Linked DNA regions of Homo sapiens: region 2 is linked to region 1. A link is a contact called in ENCODE Hi-C data. All regions are on one chromosome and are shown on one strand. Each heading gives the region's core, a stretch centred on a gene start or an enhancer-like site at or near the end of the contact. The rest is flanking DNA. Distances are from core to core; before and after follow the strand shown.

Evidence for each region. Hi-C counts contacts between places; a loop is a spot of excess contacts on that map. Pooled maps may share reads with other maps.
Region 2: a pooled map shows a loop between it and region 1 (2.1-fold over the local background). The contact joins the promoter of ALDH1A1 here to the promoter of LINC01504 in region 1. A Hi-C loop is called at or near these places in 1 of 168 maps with a recorded cell type or tissue (CD14-positive monocyte) and 1 of 50 pooled maps.

What each region holds. Positions count from the first base shown.
Region 1 is chr9:72,303,847-72,306,986 of GRCh38, reverse strand. It overlaps LINC01504 (long intergenic non-protein coding RNA 1504), which reads right to left and starts at 1,551. Exons shown (of 5, transcript NR_110952.1): 1 at 1,362-1,551.
Region 2 is chr9:72,951,332-72,954,471 of GRCh38, reverse strand. ALDH1A1 (aldehyde dehydrogenase 1 family member A1) reads left to right here and starts at 1,419. Exons shown (of 13, transcript NM_000689.5): 1 at 1,419-1,537. The coding sequence starts at 1,472.

The sequences.
Region 1 (3,140 bases), core at 302-2,801:
AAAGACAGGAACCTCCCATATCATCATTTTATAGATGTGGAACTGAAGCTCAGCCACAATTAAGTGACTTGCCCAAAGCCACACAGCCAGTAAAGGACAAGGCCAGGACTTAAAGGTGGATCTTCCAATTCTAAATCCATTACAATCTGCTCTAAAGGACTGTCAAATGTGATGTTTCACTGAGGAATGATGACTTTGAATAGCACCATTTTATGGTAGAAGGCAAACTATCTTTCTGCCTTGAATACAATAGTTCCCCGTTAACTGAGGTCAACTGTGGTCTGAAAATATGTGAGTACAGTACAATAAGGTATTTTGAAAGAAAGAGAGAGACATTTATATAATTTTTTTTTTGAGACAGGGTCTTGCTCTGTTGTCCACAGTGGAGTGCAATGGCACAAACATAGCTCACTGCAGCCTCAACCCCCTGGGTTTAAGCAATCCGTCTGCCTCAGCTTCTGAGTACTAGGACCACAGGCATGCGCCACTATGCCTGGCTAAGTGTTTTATTTTTTGTAGAGATGGGGTTTTGCCAAATTGCCCAGGATCCTGGGCTCAAGGGATCCTCCCGCCTCTGCCTCCCAAAGTTCACAGCCATAAGCCACCTTGCCAGCCTTACATAACTTTTATTACAGTATATTGTTGTAATTTTTTAATTTTATTATTATTGTTGTTAATCTCTTACTGTGCCTAATTTATAAATTAAACTTTATAATTGTTATGTATGTATAGGAAAAACATAGTATGTACAGGGTTTGGTAAAATCTGATTTCAGGCATCTAATGGGGGGCTTGGAAGGTATCCCCCCAGATAAGAGGGGACTACTGTAATGTTCACCTGAATAATTTAGGGGAATGTTTAGAAGCCTTAGTTATAGACATTGACTCTCAGGCTATCCCCAGTCTCTAAATGTTTCCTGTGTCAACATACTCAGTTTCTGAGGGACACAAATTAAATATAGGTTCCAGAAGACACTTCAGGCAAATATACCCATATTAATACAAAATAGGACTTAATCCCAAACCCATATGGGTTTTCTACCCTGGTGACCTCAGCTGGGCTATTTCTTGGCTTCTGGCTGAATAAGGCTTAGTATAAAGGCAAACCAAAGATCATGGGCTTGAGTGTTGCACTCGACATCACATGCGCTTTTGCTGCTAATCTTGCAGGAAATTACAAAATAAAATTAACTGAGGTACAGCTTGTACACTAAACTACATATACAGTAAAGTACACAAACCTTAACTGTACAGCTTGATAAAGTTTAACGTATGTATACCCCGTGTAACCCCTACCATCAAGATATAAAACGTTTCTGGTACCTGCAGGGCATTTTAGAATATCTATAAAAACGAACTTACCCACTCTAAACTGTCAATGGGAGGAGGATGGCCTTTGCCTACGGTCTTAGCAGGACAAGCAAATAAAAGCACTAATTTTTAAATTTCAGGAAGTCTTTAGCTCTTCAGAGGCAGACCCTATGCTTAGAATAAGGGTGGGTCAGGCGTGAGCTGGCCAGCACTGTTTCCGGCTGGGTCTCTGCAGCATTTCCTCTTTCTGTAATACTTCAGCTGGTTTTCCTCAGAAGAACCACTCCTTTCCACGTGTTTGAGTCACACTAATCCCATCCTCCTGGAGCCAGGGTTGGATGATGGGAATGAGGCCTAAGCCAATGAGCGTGCTGCATTCCCAGCCCACACTGACAGGCCTAGGGGTAGGCCCAATGTAAAGCAAGGAGAGTTTTGCTGAGACAGGGAGCCAGAATCAGGAAGGGTGGAGCCAACACACTGAGACAGAAATCAGATCTGCTGACACGGCCGAGCTCCCTTATCTACCCACGCCCGAAACAAGATCCACCCTTGGACTTTTAAGTTATAAGGCTCAGTAGATCCTCTTGTGTCAAGCAGCTTGAACTTTGTTTTCTGTCACTTGCAGTCAAAATGACCCAGTAAGTTTCTGGGAGGGCTAAGTTGTCCCCTGTAAGAGAATGAGAGGAATTTTTTCTTCTCTTAAAAGAGAGTGGGCATAGAAAGGAGGGGAAAAGGAAGAGAGGGAGGCTGGAGCCCGAATTGTGGCAGAAAAGGAATGAAAGATTTGCTTTTTAAGAACAAGGACAAGGATGATGAATATTGTATTCATGTTTTTTACATTTTATGCAAACTACTTTTACCTTTCCCAAACTCCAGCAAAGTTGACTACATATAAAAATGCCTGTGTGAGTGTGTGTGTGTGTGGGTGTGGGTGTGGGTATGTGAGAGAGAGAGAGAGAGTGAGAGAGAGAGAGAGACAAGAGAAGAGAGAGGATGGGGGAGAAGAAGAAGGATGAGGAGGAGAGGAAGGCAGGCTGGCTGGCTGGCCAGGATCTACATTGTATTGAGGTGATACAGAATAAGGAACACAAGAGGCAATGAAAAGATTATCTCTAAACTCAACAAATTCAGCAAAATAGGAGTTTGAAGCCAGAACTGATCATGAGAATGTAAGCCCTCTGGCAATGCATGGAATTGTTGAAGACTGAGTTGGACTTCCGCAAGTCTTGGTATGGGGGATTGAGCCTATGTCCTCTAGATCTTAAGAGGCAGGGTGACCCCAACTAACTAGGGCTGACATTATCCCTAAGTCTATTTATTTGACAATAACATTACTTGCTAGTAAGAGTTTTCTCAGCCAATTCTAACTTTGGGTTGGTTAAACAGGAACCAAAAAGGCAAACAAATAAAAATCTACACAGGGAGTGAAAAACAGATAATAGTAAAATATTTTTCAAAAATGACTTGAAATAAGGAACTTCAAAATTAACAAACTCTTTCACTTTACTGATATGCAAGAAATCTGCTTCCCAAAGCCCAGACATACCCAAAGGAAAACAAAATGCATGCACTTTGCTTTGCTTAATGCAGTTGCCTGTGCAAAATGCTAGGCCTCCGTGAACGCAACTGACTCACAGTTCTCTGAAGTTACCAGTTAACCCCAAATTGGACATTTACCATTTAATAGGAAAAACATGTGCTTTCTCTACTCCCATCACCACACCCTACCTTGGAAGTTTTTCCATCAGTTAACATTTATTAAATTCTAATGGCACTAGATGTAACCTCCACCTCCCGGTTCAAGCAATTCTCCTATCTGAGCCTCCCAAG
Region 2 (3,140 bases), core at 170-2,669, 650 kb before region 1:
CAAGTAAATTATATCAGAAACCATCCAGCCCAGAGGCTGAAAATATTTACAGAAAAAGTTTTGCAAATTCTTGTCTTAGATGAATAAAAAGTTATGTTTAAATGCCTGTAAGGGTGACTATTCACTGAGAAAACCAAAGCAGTTGATGCTTGAACCCATGTAGGAGTTCTCTTGTGGAGAATAGGGTAGAAATAGTAAACAGAAATAAGAGTCCAGGTTTGGGAGTCAGACTGGCCTGAAATGAAATTCTGGTCCTGCACTAATAGATCTGTGACCATAAGTAAGCTACTCACCCTCTGTATGTCTCTAAAATGGGGATATGAAATGAGGGTAGAAAGGGAAACAAGTGCTGCACCTGATTTGGGCAAACAATTCAGAAATTTTTAGTTTCCCTATGTAAGTCCCATATTCAGGGGAATTGGCAAGTTTCACTAGAAAAAAAAAAATTGGTTGATTCTCCACAATCAGAGCATCCAGAGTATTTTATCTTGTTCCTATTGTAACGTTTGCTAGAGCTACAATACAATAAAGTATTGTACTTAAAATGGGAGTAACACTGTTTAAAAAATTGTCCTTCAGCTAAATATTAATTTAAGAACTTGAATTGTTTGGAAGCCCTGCTTAAATTTAGTCTTTGTACACTGCCTATGTTGATAAATACAGACAACTTCCAAAACCAGGATTACTTTCATTTTAAATGAGTATTAATAGATGATATTGCCATATTTCTAATTGTGGTGATTGTGTGTGACAGTGTGTTCCGAATTCCCTAAAAGTCCTGCTGGCTTTTCTGTTCACATATAGAAAATAAAGATAATTTAGGGCTTCTGAGATCACAGTAGGTCTACTTACCCAGCACTGAAAATACACAAGACTGATACGATATTTTAAAACTAACTTAGGGTAGGGTGTAGATAAAGGGCCTTTCTTCCCCAAACAGCACCTTGATTTTCTGGGAGATGGACTGATTTCCTGAAAGCCTTGTCCTGAAGACACCTGGCCAGCTTCTACTGAGAACAAGTGCCCTTTTAGACTCTTTTCAATCCTCAAATTCTCTGATTCCAAGTCTGTCAGAGAACAGAAAGTTACATAGTAGCATTAAAAAGCATGAGAAGTCAAAAAAATAATAACTGGCCTTAGTGGCCAGAGCAGCTGCTGCATACACTTATCACAGGTTTCGGCTTTGTAAATTAATTCATCTGCAAATAGTGCACTGTCTCCAGGTACAAATTCGATGCTGGAGCACTGGTTTCTTAAGGATTTAAGTTTAAAGTCAAAGGCTTCCTGCCCTAGGTGTTACAAATAAGTAGTGTCGTTTTCTTTTTTTGCTCTGAGTTTGTTCATCCAATCGTATCCGAGTATGCAAATAAACTTTAGCCCGTGCAGATAAAAAAGGAACAAATAAAGCCAAGTGCTCTATCAGAACCAAATTGCTGAGCCAGTCACCTGTGTTCCAGGAGCCGAATCAGAAATGTCATCCTCAGGCACGCCAGACTTACCTGTCCTACTCACCGATTTGAAGATTCAATATACTAAGGTGAGTAAAACTTCTATTTTCTGCTTTGACTCGGGTTTGCAAAAACTGCATTTATGTAAAGCATTAAAGGTCAATTTAAGTAAACTTGTGTAAAGAGCCCTTTGCAAATATAAAAATAAAAGGCATGCAAAATGCAGGTCTCAGTTTAGTGTCCTGATCAAATATGATCTAAATCATATCAGACAATCTTTCATAAATTTATTTCTTAAAATATTTCCAAGCGAAAGGAATTCTCTTCTGTGTGAAAGGATTCTTATACCAGGATTCAGAGGACTTTACTAAGCACTTCTATTAACTTCACTATAGCCGGCATGTATGATAAGAGAGCAAAATACTCACTAGAGAAGCTTACTGGAAAGAACCAAACGAGTAGGAACAATAGAAAGCAAACAAGGAGAAAGAGAGCATACTGAAATAACATAACTTTCCAATATGTTTAATAAAATGAGTGTTAAAATAGGGGGACTTAAGTCTGATAATTGGATTCGAAAATCTTCAGATGGACTTGCATTATTTTGCATATTTTGGTGGGAGGAAGAAAAGCATTATTTCTTCAGCCAAGTTTGTTGCCATTGGAGCAGATGTGTAATTGTTAACTGATAAATATTTAGAGAAACAAGAGCAGGAGCTAGATCCAGACTTTAAAATCCGCAGCTGGGGGGAACTAGGAAATGGATCCTGCTTGAGTCGTTCTGAGAGTAACTCTGAACTTTGCCTGTTTCACACTGCTTTCCTGTCAGATCCTAGAACTCCAAAACAAACAAATGAATAAAACACAATCTAACCAAAATTACTTGAAGTTATCTTTATGGTGTGATGCAGAAAGTATGGTAAGAAATTAACTCTTGCAAATCAAGAGAGAGCCATTTTGCTGTCTGAATTAGCCAACAGAAAAACAAAGGGCATTATAATTTAATGATAAAGTAAAAGTCCCCACTGTTATATATTTATTTCCTCACTTGTAACCATGGATGGCTTTGAAATCCCAAGGTCTGTTGCATTTTCATTTTCATAAAGCACAACAAATGAGGAAGTTGCTCAGCTGATTGGCTCTTTTCCTCAGGAAAGTAGCAGCAGAGATCAGATTGTGCCTTTAACATGGTTGACCAGCAGCTATGAAGTGTATTTTAAGGTATTGTTATCACGAGGTTTTGTTAAAGAGGAAAGATTTTTTCCATTTAGTTTTACTACAAATGGTAGCATGAAAAATGCAGTAAATCCATACCGTCAAACAATTTACATTTGGCAAAGGTATGTCCAAAAGGTTGCAAGAGTCCAGTCTCCCTCATTTTCTTATTCCAAGTTTGTCATTCACAAGAAATTTCAATTGAAAGTGGGTACATTTAAAAATACATTTCATGAAGCTCAAAATTGTCGACAATGCTCAGATTATTGTATTACTATTATTAATGGGATTTTTTTTTTAATAATACTACCTAGGAAGATATTTTGGTAGTCTGGATGCCCCTGTCTCCCCACTCCTTTGGCTTTGCAGAAGTTTGCAAAGTCTTCCTTGTGTGTGTATTTCAAGGAAGCTCTAATGTAAATAACCTTCCTGCTAAATTAAGCTTCACTTAGTAGTCATTAACTAAGCATGTAAGAA